2 separate regions of the Mus musculus genome follow, and region 2 is linked to region 1. A link is a loop called in an ENCODE intact Hi-C map of the cell type or tissue named here. Cell type or tissue: heart. All regions are shown on one strand.

Evidence for each region. A loop is a pair of places that touch in the nucleus more often than their neighbours do. Peaks named below come from ENCODE experiments on the same cell type or tissue, not always from the same donor. Only the 100,000 strongest peaks of a DNase experiment are listed, where the experiment ranks them.
Region 2: it touches region 1 in a loop (2.2-fold over the local background); 2 of 42 quality-filtered maps call a loop at or near these places.

What each region holds. Positions count from the first base shown.
Region 1 is chr6:125,619,199-125,627,198 of GRCm38, forward strand. It overlaps Vwf (Von Willebrand factor), which reads left to right. Exons shown (of 52, transcript NM_011708.4): 19 at 5,341-5,444; 20 at 7,037-7,175. Among named protein-coding and RNA genes, the nearest start is that of Ano2, 67 kb to the right of the region's middle. In heart, CTCF peaks have their summits at 1,761 and 3,443 (motif pointing right); a DNase peak (open chromatin) is centred at 3,310; H3K27me3 peaks cover 1,035 bases.
Region 2 is chr6:126,549,819-126,557,818 of GRCm38, forward strand. Gm33320 (a long non-coding RNA gene) reads right to left here. Exons shown (of 5, transcript XR_378037.2): 1 at 5,408-8,000; 2 at 4,915-4,977; 3 at 4,003-4,226; 4 at 1,404-1,631; 5 at 1-295. Among named protein-coding and RNA genes, the nearest start is that of Gm33320, 4.8 kb to the right of the region's middle. In heart, a CTCF peak has its summit at 4,188 (motif pointing left); no DNase peak of the experiment used is centred here; H3K27ac peaks cover 387 bases; H3K27me3 peaks cover 1,434 bases.

The DNA of each region.
Region 1 (8,000 bases):
TTGTGTTTGTAAATAACTGAGACTCAGTTTTAGAAACTTCCTGGGTCAGCTCCTCGTCTTGCCACCGGTGGGATGGTGTAAGATCTGTTTTTTTTTACCTTTCCAGTCTGTTGCAGATCAATGCTCTTAAATACAGTGAAAACGGATTCTCTGAGAAAATAAAATAACAGAAAGTAGTGATAGGAGTTGAGAGTATGTCTTAGTTATTGTTTTACTGCTGTGATAAAACATCATGGCCAACACAAGCTGAGGAAGATGAGAGTATATATGAGACTACACTTCCAGAGTTAGAGTCTATGGCCATCCTGGGGAGCATGGCAGCAGGCAGGCAGGCAGGCAGGCAGGCAGGCGGCAGGCAGGCAGGCAGGCAGGCAGGCAGGCAGGCAGGCAGGCAGGCAGCAGGCAGGCAGGCAGGCAGGCAGGCAGGCAGCATGAAGGTAGGCAGACAGGCAGCAGGCAGACAGGCAGCAGGCAGGCAGGCAGGCAGCAGGCAGGCAGGCAGGCAGCAGGCAGGCAGGCAGGCAGGCAGGCAGGCAGGCAGGCAGGCAGGCAGGCAGGCAGGCAGGCAGGCAGGCAGGCATGGTGCTGGAGCAGTAGCTGAGAGCTCACATCCCTATCTGCAAGGAGGAGGCAGAGAGAAGAGAGAACTGAGAATAGTGTGGGCTTTTGAGACCTCAGAGCCCACCTCCCACAAAGACATCCCTCCTCTGACAAGGGCATGACCTCCAATCCTCCCAACTGATAACTAGCTGTACCAACTGATAACTAGGTATTAAAACGAGAAACCTATGGGGTTTTTTTCTTATTCAAACCGCCATAGGTTATGAGTCAGTGTAAGGTTCTGGCTTCATCTCTAGGACTCTAAAAGGCAAAAAAGACCAACCAACTAACCATCCATCCAACCATCCATCCATCTAACCAACCATCCAACCATCCATCCATTCAACCGTCTGTCCATCCACCCATCCATCCAACCAACTAACGAAAGTATAGGATCCACCCAGTTTTCATCACTTATAACAGATGTGACATTACAGTCTGTTTCTGCATTCTCATTGTCACTGGTCAGCTCTGACACTGGCCTGACCTTGAGTGGCCATTGTCCTCTTCTACAAACCATGTTTCCTCCATGCCTGTCTCCTCTAAGCCTAAAAGCACTTCTTTGAAGATGTTGGAGGAAAGTGGTGAGGCCTTTTCTTTCCCAGTGTCACAGGCCTGCCTCCTGCTGAGCTGAGGCCTTCTGCTCCACTACAGACAGCAGATTATCCCCCCCCCCGCCCCGCCCGCAGCTGCCCCAAGGTCTTCTCGAAGGGGTAGGGGTGGGAGATTTTACAAGTGGCAAGAACCACGGCGGTGGTGATTTGGTGCTTCCAGTCCTAGGTCCCCACACTGAGTCAAGTGGCAAGTCACCTCAGATCTTTGTTTCTTCACCTGTAATATTGGGTTCGAAGGGTATAGAGGGAAGGTTAAAGAGGGGAGTCATAGGCATTCCAGTGGCTTTGTATTGGTGTCATGGTGACCACGGTCACAGTAAGTCCATGCAGATTAACCATGGGTGACTGAAAGGGGGCTTCTCAAGTCTTTCCTGATGGTTTTGAATATTTGTGATGGGCTTCACTTTGTAGTTCGGGCCGGTCTGGAACTTACTGGATAGCCCAGGCTAATACTTTTTCTTCGTTGACAATGCTCCTGAACTTTTTGCCTGGAGCAGCTGCCATTCCTTTAAGTTAGGATATTACCTGATTTCGCCACTAGTCAGCAGCAGAACACAGCCCATGGGCCTGTTTCCCTCACTCCATCCACAGCTTTGGATCCTTGTAGGAGTCCAGGGCAGAGCCAGGATCCTTCAACCTGCCTGGTTCTTAGACCTCAGGCCAGGACACTGGCTTGCAAATACTCAGGCCTCTGAAGAATGTGTCGCATCATCGTCTGGGAGATGATGATTGATCCTTTGAGATCTAGCAGCCACATCTTTCAGACTGGTACCCAGTTTTGCTGACATTAGGGAATGGCCTGTCAGGAACTGAAAGACACAGGAAATTATTCTTAAAAACTAGATCCCAGGTACAAGGTTCCGTCTAGAGTGAGCTTCATTTTTGGACACCAGAGATTTTACGGGGCCTCATGCGTGAGAGGTGAATGCTTTGTTAAGTAAAAAGCATTTATAAGATCCAAGAAAGCCCATCTCTCTCAAAAATACTTATCATAGTCACAATTTGTCACCTAACCAGGTTCACTGAAATATGATGGGAATATGCTCATTTGGTTAATGAACAAGACTTTATAAAAAGCTTACAGCATGACAAATCCCCACAGGAAGAGTCACTCACTCGTTAGTGTGAGTTATCCGATAGGATTGCTTTCCCCTTAAACGACGTGTGGTGGGACTCAGTTACATTGAGCTGTGGCTATGGATGGATTAGAACCACTGAGGACAGGTGACGGCAAACATTTTTGGAGAGTGAGTAGTCTGTTTGGCATTCAAGTACAGTGAGGAATAGAGCAATTTCCAGAGAAGGGTAACGAAGCAGTTTTTTTCTGCCTTGTACTTGTTCTTGAGACGGACTGAGGATGAGGCTCTGAGCTTGGACAAGGCTTACTGGACAATCATGAGCTGATAGCGCTTGGTGGGTATCCCTGCCATGCTTTCTCCAGTCTTCTACAGGCGTCAGCAGCACTGTCGTATTCTCAAAGGACATGCTGGGCAGAGGTGGCTGCCTTCAGGTCAGACTTTCAGCTTCAGTGACTTGCTACATAGCTCAGTTATGGCTGCTTACCTGGCTTGCCCACTTCCTGGCCAATTCCCTTTATCTCTGTGGTTCTCAGTTGCCAGGGATTTCTTTAAGGCTTTCTCTGAGTGTTTTTGACCAGGATCTTGTGTCTATACCATCTCTCTCAAGTCAGGAAGTGTCCACACAGTGCCTGGGAACCTTTTCTTCTCCTTTAAGGCCATGTTTTGCCCACTCACCAGTCCCCACATCAATGCTGTCTTGATAGCGGCCCTTGTTTAACACGGAGCCCCTATCTTGATATTGCAGCCTGCCAGATAGTGATGACACTAAGGCAAATCAGGGCACAGAGGAGAGTGCACCCAGCTAGTGAGAACTCAGAACAGTTGTGGCATCGCTATCCTATTGAAGAGCTGGGATTTGGTGTGGTGTCCATTTGAGGAGAGCTGGGCACATAGACCCACCTAGATGAAATGGGAGCATGGAGATCCTGCAGCATCCATGCAGGGTTCTTGATAGTGGGGTGACTCTTGGAAGGGAGGTCAGCATAGACAGTATGTACACCAGGAGGCCTGGGAACCTGTTGCCACACTTGCCCGCAGGTGAAGGACAGAGAGTGTCCGTCAGAGGTGAGACACCAGGTGAGCAGGGGTAGGGTTCCCTTCTTGTAAATGCAGCCACCCATCTCCACTAACTGTAGCAGTGTGCATATATTTACCACTAGGTGGCAGACTTCAGACTGAAGTCTAAACTGACAAAGCTTGGACTTTTTTTTTTTTTTTTTTTTTTTCTTCTTCAACTTTTTATTGATTCTTTGTGAGCTTCACATCCTGTAACCCACCCATCCTTTATTGTGAGCCTTGGAAGGCTCTTGAAGGGAGATGTTTGCAGCCTCTCCTTGCTCCAACCAACTGGCTGCCTTCTCTGTTGATCTCATAGGCTTCTTGTCTTCTAAGTACTGTGGTAGCAGCAGGCTCAAACACTACCAATGATACAATGGACTGGCTTCTTTCTAGCTCTTTGTACCCATACTGCCCCACCACTTACAGGGCAAGGGACTTGAGGACACCTCCTAAGGCCGAGAGATGTGGTACTAACTGGAGAGAATATTACTCTTTCCACCCCCCAGTGCAGGGGTGTGTGTGTGTGTGTGTGTGTGTGTGTGTGTGTGTGCGTGTGCGAGCACACATATCGTTTTAAACAACGATTCTGCTATGGAAATCCTCTGCATACCTCTAAGCCCAGGATCTAATTTAATTCAAAGGTCTAGGAACTCAGGCTTGCAGGGGATCTTACCAGATCACTGGACTGGGGGATCATGCAGACTAGCTCCCTCTTCTTGCTTGCCAGGTACTACTGGAGAATAGCAGCTGTGGGCCTCCCTAGGCTGTCCCAAAGGACAGGAGAGGGTAACAGGGGAGAGTATATGATCAACGTATATTATACTACTTTCAAGATAAAGTCCCACCAGTGCAGTTATCCAGGGCTGCTTCTTGGTTGAGGTGGCAGTGGATCATGGTGGTGGGGTTAGGGTGGCCTTGGCAACTCTTCTTAAGCCCACCAAGCCAGAAGGTCTTGCTTCCTTCCCTACCCACGTGTCCCTAGCAGACCCAGGAAGTGTAGCAGGCTACAGAGTCTCTTCCCGAGGGGTTGAGGAAGGAGGAAGGAACCTCTGTGGACAGCGTGTCAGAGCATTGAGACTAGAAAAGGTGACCCTGGGAGAAGCGTCACCTGATCCCACATGTCTTGGACATGATTTGAGTGTGGCTTTGCTATGTTTCCTTTCTCTTCAGTCCTTGGAGGAGTCTAGGGTGCTAGATGCTTATTAATTCTTGTCAAACATGACATGCATTTTCTTCAATTATGGATATAACACCCACTTGTCAAAGAACATTTGGGAAAAAAATAAAATTAAAAAGGAAAAAAATGCCCAGTATCCTTTATCCCAGCTCACTACCTGGTTAACATCATCATCATCATCATCAACAACAACAACAACAACAACAATGACGTCTATATTCCATATGCATGAAATTTGGTTCACATGTGTGTACAGTTTACTTCTCCATTTTTGAAAACTAACAGCTTAGCTAGGCATCGCTCACCTCGTTAAGGAGTCCTCTGGAAGATCCGTTAGCACTCCGCAGCAGACCAGCTCCCGGGGAATCCTTAAGAAGGGCATCATTTGCCTGTCTCTGAACACTTGACTCTTGCTTTTTCCCAGTTCACTGGTAAATAATTCTCCTTTAGTTGCCATCCACACTCCCATGCCCTCTGGAGACACTGTCTGTGTGACATGGCTGTGTCTGGTGTATATACTCTCAGGGCTTCTGACATGGGTTTCTGAAGTCTTTGCAAACGTGTCCTAGGTTATGACACCCAGCAGGATAGAGGCAGGCGACAGGGAGACACAATGCAGAAGATGCCCATGTCTGCCGCACCCCGGCCTGCTATTGACTCCTGCCCTGGCTACTTCCTTGCTGAGGTTATCCCTGGCTCAGTGTCTCTCTTCACGCTGGCTCCTGGCAGACTTGAGCGCCAGGACACATTCTCATCGTGGCTTGATATCAGTCTCTGTGGCCCTTGACACACTTGAGTTCTTCTCCTCTAGGTCCGGCACGAAAACAAGTGTGTGGCCTTGGAGCGGTGTCCCTGCTTCCATCAGGGTGCAGAGTACGCCCCGGGAGACACAGTGAAGATTGGCTGCAACACCTGGTGAGCCTCTGGGGTGCCCGCCCAGGGGCCCTCCATCATGCTAGTACCAGGATCTGTGGGACACAGGACTTGACACTTGTCCTCACACCCCATGGGAACCCCAGTGCTCTTTCCCTTGCTCTGCCTCTGTTTCCCCATCTGTGAGATGCTCTTTCCCATTACTGCTCAGTCACACTCTTGCTCCCTACAGATGGGCGACTCTGCTCTGGGAGGATCTTCTTCTACAGAGGCCCTTGCAGTCAGTGACCTGGCTGGGTATGGGGTGGGTTTGGAAAGGTCCTCTCAACTCTCTGTCTCTGTCTCTCTCTCTGTTTCTCTCTTGCCTTCCCTCCCTTCTTCCCTTTGTCCATTCTTTCCTTCTCTCCTCCTCCTCTCTCTCTATTTATTTTTATTAATTGTACAAGGTAATCATTTCATAGACATTTACATACATGCATATATAATGTACTTTGCTCACACATTCTCCAGTGTCATCGTCCCTTGGCCCCCTCCCTACTCCCACAGTTCTTTCCCCTCCCCCGAATACTTCTCCATCTACTTTTGTATCTTCTAAATAAATCTGGACCCTACCTATGAGAGCAGACATGTTAATTGTCTTTCTGAGTCTGGCTTAATTAGCTTGGCATGATGGTCTCCAGGCTCCATCATTTTCTGTGCAGATGATGTGTTCTGTTTTTCCTTAAGGCTGGATCTCAAGGCCCATCTCTTCCCACAGGCTCCGTGTGCTCTGAGAGTGGGCTTGAGGGCACAGGGGTTTGGGAGGCATAGGTTTCCTTCCGCCTTCTCTGACTATCCTTCATGGGCACCCCCTTCCACTCACCCTTTTAATCCTGGGCTATAGACAGTCTTTGAGGCCATGTGCCTAAGGACTGAGCTCACCACCTCTGACGCACGCACGAGTGGGCTTCCCGAGATCAGCTCTGGTTAAGGGCAGTGAGGGGTGGGACATGCGGCTAGCAGATCACTATAGATATAAACACTTAACCGCACACAGAAAACCACTCCTGGCCGACTCGGAGTCTGGTTTTCAGTCTCCGAGTGTTTCTGGTACTTCGTCCTGCAATCTCTGTTGGTCTAAAGGGGTTTTAGCCTCAGTGTGCCTGTGATACAGTGAGCCTGTAGCTAATCTCGGGCACTCTGTAGCTTTTAGGGTGAGGATATACTCTAGCGAGTCCATGGCACATGGCTTAGGGAGGACGCCTGCCTTCTCTTCACCCACTTCACTCCATATCTCTGTATCCTCCTGGGAACTCGAGAGCAGCCTGGCCTTCCTTTCTCCTGCAGACTCTGTGCTTTGAGGCCCATGTGCCTTCCACAGGCTCCAAATGCTTGGCTTCTTGAGGCTACCTACGTGATGACCTGGCATCTTGAACTCAATCTGTAGACCAGGCTGGCCTTGAACTCAGAAATTCACCTGCCTCTGCCTGCCAAGTGCTGGTGTGTGTCACCACGCCCGGCTTTTTATTTATTTTATTATTATTATTATTATTATTATTATTATTATTATTTGGTTTGCCTCCTTGTTTCCTAAGGCCTGATTGAACCCCTGGTGCCTAAGGTACAAACCAGTAACACTTGATTGCTGTCCCTAGTGTCTGCCGGGAGCGGAAGTGGAACTGCACGAACCATGTGTGTGACGCCACTTGCTCTGCCATTGGTATGGCCCACTACCTCACCTTCGATGGACTCAAGTACCTGTTCCCGGGGGAGTGCCAGTATGTTCTGGTGCAGGTGAGACTGGAAATGAAGAGAGGGGGTGTTGTCTGTGTCGGGCAGAGCAGGGGGTGCCGTGGGAGTCTCTGGGTCAGGTTCTATCTATAGAAAGACCTTTAGGGTTTGGTTTTGTCAGAGTAATTTTTTTTTAATTCCCCCAAAGGATGCCCAACGATGTAGGAAGTTTAAGAACAGAATTTCATTTTCTGAGCTGGACTGGTATGGTGCTCCTCAGGCCATTTTGGCACAGGTATAGATTAGAGAAAGATGACTCTCCATTTTGGTGGACATTAAACCAGAGCACATGGGAGCTGATCCTGGATGTCACCCTCCCTGATAGCCCATTGTTAGGAAGTATTCCTGGGCAGGGGGATTGCCTGCATGACCCCTGGAGTGTGCTGCCTGACCTATGGTCCTATTGAAGTTGTCGCCATTTTTATCCTTAACATGGTGAGGCTGGGGCTGCAGGTGCTGCTCAGTCCAGCAGGAAGAACATAGAGCATACTATGGAGCCCCGCCAGCCCCTGTGCCTCCTCAGACCCACCTTGTGGGCTCCTGTGATTTCTTCTGTTGGCCGACACCACATAGTTCACCAAGGAGGACAAGTGCTTTTCTCAGAGTTGAGATACTAGGACAGGCTTGACTGATGTGGCTTCTCTGTCCCCGTTCTCTGGGGGAGGAGGCTGTTTGGGATGATCTGAAGGTGGAACTTCAAAATCGGAGAGGGAACTGCAGGACCTGTGTGGCAGGCATTATGGGTAACCAGGGTCACTATGTGCAGACATGTTAGGAGTGGGTGGGACCCTGGGGCATCAGCCAGGCTGGCTTCACATACCCCAGGCC
Region 2 (8,000 bases), 930 kb after region 1:
TAGAAGGGAGGACATTGTTCATCCAACCAACTGCAGTTCCAGGAATCTGCTAAGAGCTATGCTGTCCTCTGCCAGGGTCTCCAGGAGGACAGCTCTGTTAGTATCAGTCCCTGGTTCCACTTTTTATCTCGGCATCTTCCAGGGTCCCTTGGGGATGTCTGCTGGTGGAAGCCGAAGAAAAGGATGCTGAGGCCAAAATACATGAAGAAACGATGGTTGCTTTGGAGTCCATTGGAAAGGGGTACTTGGTGAAGAGATGGCAAAAAGCATGAGTAGTGTTGGCTACAAACTGAATCTAGAACAAAGAAACAGGAGGACAGAGAGCAGGAGCATCAGACATCATCCTAAGAAAGTGGCAACACCCTTCCCTGGGTCCCTTGACTAGACACCATGTCTACAAGCAGAAGAAAGATTTCCCAATGTTCAGAGAAAATGTCAAGACCCAGCCCATGATTCCAGAATCCTCCTGACCCTTCTATGCATCAGCTGTCCCCGTGTGTCACCCAGTTTTGGCATGCTAGCATTGGTGGCAAACCAAGAGACTCCCAGTCCCTGGGAGGGACATCTCATACTGTCATCAATATGTGCCTGTTGATGGTCACACTCAATGTACTCAGGCTTCTATGTTTGATCAGCAGCCAGGGGTCACAGCATGTTTGTGTTTGGGGGTGAGCTGGCTGAAGCATCCATGTTGCAGATGATGAGAATGAGGCCTGGGCACCTGTTAAAAGTTCTCTACCATGCTTGTTCACTATGGTTATCGCAAAGAACAGAAGAGGTAGCTACTGAGACTGACAAGTAAGGAGACCAAGGAAGACCCTGGGATAAGAAAGGCTTGTTCCTGGTCAGGTATCAGGACACAGGCATAACCCAAAACATCGCTGGGGGTCAGTTCAGGCTCCTGGAGCTAACAGGTCTTTCTCACCTGCCCAAGCAAGGAAGAATAATGCTTCCCCTATATACAGAACCAGGCTGCCATTCCACAGTATAAGTTCTAAAGATGTACCCAAAGAGAAGTGGGTAACAGCCTCCTTACAGCTGGGCATACCCTTGCAAAGCTGTGGATAGAAACTCTACTAAGGTTCTATCTGAGATCTGGCATGAGCCATCTAAGGTCCTGATGGAGGGATTGGGAAGCAGGATGCTCTGTGAGTGCATAATAACTCTTTCTCACTCTCTGGGCTGTTGACTGAGCTCCTGGAAAGCCACTTTCCCAGCCTCTGGGAGAGATAACCAGGATGCTCCCAGGAACAACAAAGGCCTAGCCTTATAACCTCAGGGAAGGGTCATCTCAGAGACATGATATGCTGGCACAGAGACACTCATCTCCTAAGCTGTCATTTTGTCCAGCAAAGAAAAACCCTGCTTTACCAGGCCCTGAACCTCCGAGGGACGACACTTACCTTCCCAGCCAGAACACGTGGGACACCAGCCCACCAATGAAAGAACATGATGCTGTAGCAGTAGATACACTGGAAGTGGAGCTGATATAGGTTCTTACAGAAGGAAGACCTGGAGAGGGAGGAGAGAGGGCGTCCATTCTAGGGGCCTTCTTTCTCCAAGCTTGTCTCCTGGAACTTCAGATATCACTTTGGAAAGGGTCCGGTTTACTTGTTTTACTCAAGGAAAAGCTGAAAAGAAAAACGACAGCAACCATGCATCTGTTTAGCACCTACTGTATGCCAAGTACATTATATGAATCTAAAATCATCTAAACAATACACAATAGTTGGCAATTTATGCTCCCATAGCCTCCATCTTACAGATAGGTAAACTGAAGCTCCAGAAGTTTAGATTCTTGCCCAAAGGCACACAACTAACGTGTGGCCAACCTAGGGTTTGAATAGTCTGTTTTCAGAGTCTAGGATCCTTCAGACATGCTATCCTGTCTCCTCCCACAACCTAGGCAACGAGCTGGGTAAAAGGTTCATAAGAAAGAGCCTCTTCTTTCCACACTACCACATGTGAGTTATGATGTGATCTATCCACATGGTCCTGCAGACCCTCTGGGTTCCCCAGCTGGGCTCTCCCCGAAAGTGACATGTAAAGATGGCTTTTCTGTTTGATGATCTTTGTCACACATTGCTATTCAGTATTCCATTTCGATTTACTCTAGAATCTAGTTGCTAATTGGTGGGTGGTACCCACCTCTATGCAAGTGCATGGATGAAGAGTGAGGAGCCTAAGGAGCCAGGTACTGAGACCAAACATCTACATCCAGCTGGAGGAAGATGCCTGCCTTGTATCCCTGGAATGCCACCCAGTCCTGGCTGACAGAACTCCATATAGGAGCAGGTGAAGGATTTTCACTTTGTAAATAACTCAGTGCCATTTGAACGGTCACAGCACTAGCACATGCTCGCCCTCTGCTGGGCATAAAGGAGAAGTGCAGTGACGCTACATCCTACTGGGGACAGGGCTAACCAGGGGAGGTCCGCCTTTCGCTGTTTCTGTGGACTTTCTGCTCGCACAATGTCTACCCATCTGCAGGCAAATGATCATTAGCTTGGAGAAGAAGGAGAGAAGGTCCTGGTGTGATTACAAAGGGACTTCCAAAAACGCTAAGCCGGACCTTTCTCCGTGGGAGGATTGAGTTTGTTGAAAACTCAGATTCTTAGCCACACCTGTCATCCCAGCTACTGTGGAGACTGAGGCAGGAGGACTAAAAATTTAAAGCCTGTTTGAGTGAGTTTAAGAGCATCTTGAGAGAGTTAGTAACTCTGTTTCAAACATAAACAGTAAGAACTGAAGATGTAACTCAGTGGCCAAGTCCGTGTGAGATGCCCTGGGTTCAATCCCCAAGCCTGAAAAATCCTAAAGGAAGGAGAAGGGGAAAATGGAGAAAAATCAAAGCAGATTCTTGGTTGTCATTTGCAGAGCAGAAGCTGAAAGCCTGGGGTTGAGCTGTTTCTGGGTAGCTGTTTTTCTCTCATTAAGACTCTGGCTGGGTCCCATGGCTGTACACCCCTTTCCCACCCAGTGACTTGTCGGGCCTCAGATTGGATTTTCCAATCCAGAGACTTCCACTCTGCTTCCAGGTGAAAGAGAGCCACTAGCAATAATGATGTGACTGTCCCCTAGCTATGACTAAGCTGTGCCAGCCCCAGTGGCAAGGGCCCAAGCATCACCTAGTTGAATTTTCTTTCTAAAACTTCCCTTTAATTGGTAGATACTGTAACTCAGTTTATGCATACAAAATGAGAGCCCCATCCCATTCTCAGAAAAGTCCCATGTCACATGGCATGGAACTTGCAGAGCCGACAACCAAGCTGGCAAAACTCCAAGAGAGCCAGTTCACTGTCCTCTGTCTGAGACTCCAGGATAATCAACTTTTTCCATTTCGCTTCTGGAACATACTTTTCTCCCAGCTTCCGGACATGTTCTCAGCTTCAGTCCCAGCCCCAGCTCACTGTAGTTGATTGACTAGTAGAAGGAGCTATGGTCAGCCAGAAGTCAGGTGTCACGACCTTGAAGGACTGGGCTAAAGGTGAGGATCATGTCAGAAAGTCACAGAGCTTTTTGTGACACTATGGGAGTGCTCCACTGGGAGCTAACGGGCTGAGCTGAACTTAAGTTTGCACCTGCATCCTTCCTATCCACAAGGAGCTGGAAGCCTGGCTGGGGATGGAAGATGCTCTCCAACCTTCAAAGCTTGTGCTAAGAGAATGGCAGATATGCCACAGGTCAGAGGCATACTGAAAATGGAGGACTAACCTCAACAAGTAGGAGGAGATGCCGCTTTCTGGTAGAGCAAGAACATGTAGAACCCAAGTATGGCTGAACTTCTGGGATCCAATAGGTGGGTGGTGATTCCTGTCTAGAAGAGCAGGCCACCCGCCAGAACTGAGGGAGAGGGTGTGGTTTAAAAAGAGGCTGGAGGCTGTTTAGGGAGCACGGCTTCTGCCCTTTGTTTCTTTGGTTGACAATGCTGTGTTGAAGGGCTCAACTCTTATCCCTATGAACACTGTTTTGAGCACCAAATCACACGGATAAAACACCTACCTCCAGGGTCATGGAAACCAAGAGGGCTGCTGAGGATTCTGAAGAAGAACCTGGCACGGGCGATGGAGGGTTCACGGAGGATTGGGATGGCCGCAGGAGGAGTGGCTGGCTCTCACAGTAAAATGAAAAGCGCTCTCCAGCACATTTCCGATCCTGTGAGGTATCAGTGCCCCCACGTGGTACCAGATGGTACCAGCCACTCTGCACAGCCCTGTCCGTGAAATCTGGGAGGGAGACAAAAATAAATCATGGAGCAACAGACACACCAGAGCCCCGTGGTGCCTGCTCCACAGGCTCTGGGTTGGGAGGGGCTCAGAGCAGCAGGCAGAAATGGCAGTGGCAGTGGAGTGCTGGGGCCATGGTGAATTCCACATTGGCTGTCTGGCTGCCTGACTCCCCTGCTACTGGTTAAGAGAGTTCACTAAGGTTGGTCACAGGGATGGAATGGCCAAAGATGACAAAGGGTCTCGGGTGTTACAGTGACCCCCTCCAAGGCCTTCTAACCCTTGGTGTAGACACCCATGGTTTGACGTATCCCTTAGATGCCTCAGAAAGGAGAAGAGCTGCATGACCCAGAATATATGTCCTAGAAAGTACACCAGGCCCAGATTGTAGGCAGTAGTGATTGTGCCAGCTCCTGAGGGTCACTTTGGGACTTAAACCACAGGGCCCACTGCTACCTGAGAAGACTGGGAGCAAGGAAGGTTCTTAAGTTCTCTGGGAGAGGCATAAGTACCAGAAGCCAGGAGTATCCTTGAGTCTAGAGAAGCAAAGAGGGGCAATGGCAGTCAGGGGAGCGGCCCACCCATCCCAGACGCTCCTTAGCCAGCTCCAAAGCTCACTCAGTCCTGCCTCTCATCCTCAGAATGTCAGGTTGGCTGAGAACTAATGAGGGTTTCCATGATCTCCTACCTCTGTTTTCTGAGAGCCCGACCTGTGGATTCCATCGCTCTCCAGCATATGCCAAGGGCGCACCTGTAAGTAGAAATAAGATTTGCATCTTGTCTAAGTCCTTGCTGCCTGCAAGTCCTGCCTCCCTCTGTGGATCTATGAACCTGAGACCCCCATTCCATCTCCCCGGCTGGCCCCTGGGACCATAGACACCTGCCACTTGCTTTCGGACACCTGACACCCACCCCTGTGGTGCATGCTATTGGCCACATGGGTCCTTGGGCTCACACCTTAATTTCTGTTTGGTATTTCCAGCCTCTAGCAGTGGCTTAGAGATGACAGGGTTCAAGGGACAGAAATATCAAGCAGGGGTTGGAGGACAGGGAAAGACAGGTATGAAGACACCCCCTCTTCCACTCCTCTCTTGTCTCAGACTGTAAGGCCAGGTCTGACTGAGTATCCCTGGCTTCTTCAGCTCCCACCGAGCCCTGGGGTCCTCCATTGCTTTACTTACTCAGTCTTGGGGATGCTCTTGGCTCCTCAGTGAGTGCCACCAGGATTGCTGCTCCAGCTGTGCAGGCTGACAGGAGTCTGATGGAGCATCCTCTGGGCTGACTCAGGCAGGACCTTGCCCTACCCGCCCTGCCCAGAAACTCTCTGATCCTGTGCTCTGGTCTGCTGGTGAGCCCTAGCCCTTTTGATCCTTCTCACACCACATGTGTTCTCATGCACACCACACACAGACACAGACACAGACACACACACACACACACACACACACACACACACACACACTCCCCAATGCCATCTGTGTCCACTCTGAATGCCCTGCTTTTCTTACAGTCAAAGAGAATAAGAGACCCCACAGCAACGAAGGACAGGGGTCAGAAGGAATGCAGAGAGGACAGCACCACGTGGAAGTGAATGGTCTTCTCTTGTTGTCCCACCACCGACTGTTTCACAATGTCCTGTCTTAGCAAAAGTGCCCTTACCATGTCAACAGGAACTCAATACTGACCTGGGCTACATGAAAAGGTCTTGTCTCAAAATCAAAGATGGATAGATAGATAGATAGATAGATAGATAGATAGATAGATAGATAGATAGATAGATAGATAGAGAGATAGATAGATAGTCAGTCAATCAAAACAATAGCTAGATACAGAGTGCATGGGGCCTTGCCAGCACCCTGGGCCCTCCCGGTCCCAGCCTAGGCACCTTCTCCATGTCCTAGGCACTCCTCCCTGTCCCAGCCTAGGCAGCTCCTCCCTGTCCCAGACTTGAGTCTCTTCTCCCCCACTCCCCCTCTCTCACAGAGGTGAAGGATTAGGGATCCCCTTCTCAGCCTGTTGAATCCTCATCTCCCCTCTAGCTCTCCATGTACCAACAATCTGAAGAGAAGCTGCAGTCACTAAAAACTACAGATCAAATCTCCCTAGCACCTACCTCACCCTGCACCTAAAAAGCCGAGATTAAAATGGATGCCCATCCAAACAGCTCTCCTGGGTTCAATCCACCCTCTTTGTTTTACAAGACAAGGGGAAAATATTCCAGTTTAGAAACCAACCTACTGGATTGAGTCATCCAGCCTATGGACACCTGTGCCTGGCTCCCAGCAAGCCCAGGACATCTCCTCCCACCAGGCTCCTTAGGAAATAGTGCCTCGGTTTCTCCTTCTGACAGACTGTGCTCTGTGGCGCTGTAAAGACTCAGCAGATAGGAAACTCTCCAGCTTCCGCACCTGGCACCAAGGCATGAAGAGACCTGAAGACATGGAGAAGACTGTGGCTGCCTAGAACCATGGCAGCCTGCACACACTGGGCTGTGCACACACATGGATACACACCATATTTGAACTCACCCCTTTGCTCCGTCCTGTCCGTGACATTGTCAAGAAAGAGCCTTAGCTGGCCTCCAATCAGAAGACAAGTCCTTGCAACCCTCCCTGTCTTAACATGTGCCACTCTTTACCCAAAAGAATCATTTTTAGATCATTCAAATAATGTTTCTAGCTGGCCCTTGCTCTTCTAGAACCTCCATAGCCAAGACCTGTGCACTGTTCTGCATCAGTCTGATCCTCTCATTTCCTGGTGCTCACTTCCCATTTCTATGTGTCTAAGAGGCTCTTGCTTTCACCCTTACATCTTGATCCAGGTTAACCTAAGTCCCTTCCTCATCCAACACAAAGACTCCCTGCTGTTCTTTCCCCCATCCAACCCGTGACAAACATTGTCAATACCTCCTAAAGCCTGATCATAGAGCAGGCTGCAAATGCCCTGGGGTATATATGTCCACTAGATACATTGAACATCCACATGTAAACATCTTGAGACTAAATCCTGGAGATGAAGTTATTGAAAGGCAAAAGTCTTCCAGCTGAGGACTGGGCACCCTCTGTTGCCAGCTCCCACCTTGTGTCTTTATACTACCAACCCCTACAATTGTCATGTGAGTCTTGAGAAACCTCCATGTGGGACCTGAAACCCTGAGATGCCCCTTTGCTCCAAAGTAAAATCGATTGTATTAAGAGAATGTCTGCTGGAAGAAGGTGCTCTTTGACTGCCCCCACTAAGTGCTCCCAGAGGCTTATAGATCATCCACATTGTGGAGGGGTGTGTCTACTGGCATCCCAGACTGAGAGGGAGGCTTGACCAGACACCACTGAGAGCTCTGTCTACCCTAGACAGTCGAGACAAGGATGCTTTACCCCCAACCTTGCTTAGCCACTCTGAACAACATTGCAGCCTGTAGGGAGATTCTGGATTACCTGACTCACAGCTGAGGGAGTCAGGCCAGCCCTGAGGTGGAGAACTAGAAATTGTATGAGGGAAGTGCAGCACAGAAAGGTTAAGCAACTTGCTCAACATCATACAGCTTGTAAGTGGCAGGGCTGAGATTGAGGTCCAGGCCATCTGCAGGTCAGAGCCACACAAGTCAGATGCACTGTGCTCCCTGGGTTGGGGGCTGTCCTGAGGGTGGATAATAATCAGCCTTGATGCCCACAAAGAGGGCATCACATCTATCTATTTATCAATCACATTCAAAATAGTCCTTTTCCTACTGGGTCTAACAATATTCCAGTGCAACTAGCAACAAAAACTTTCCCT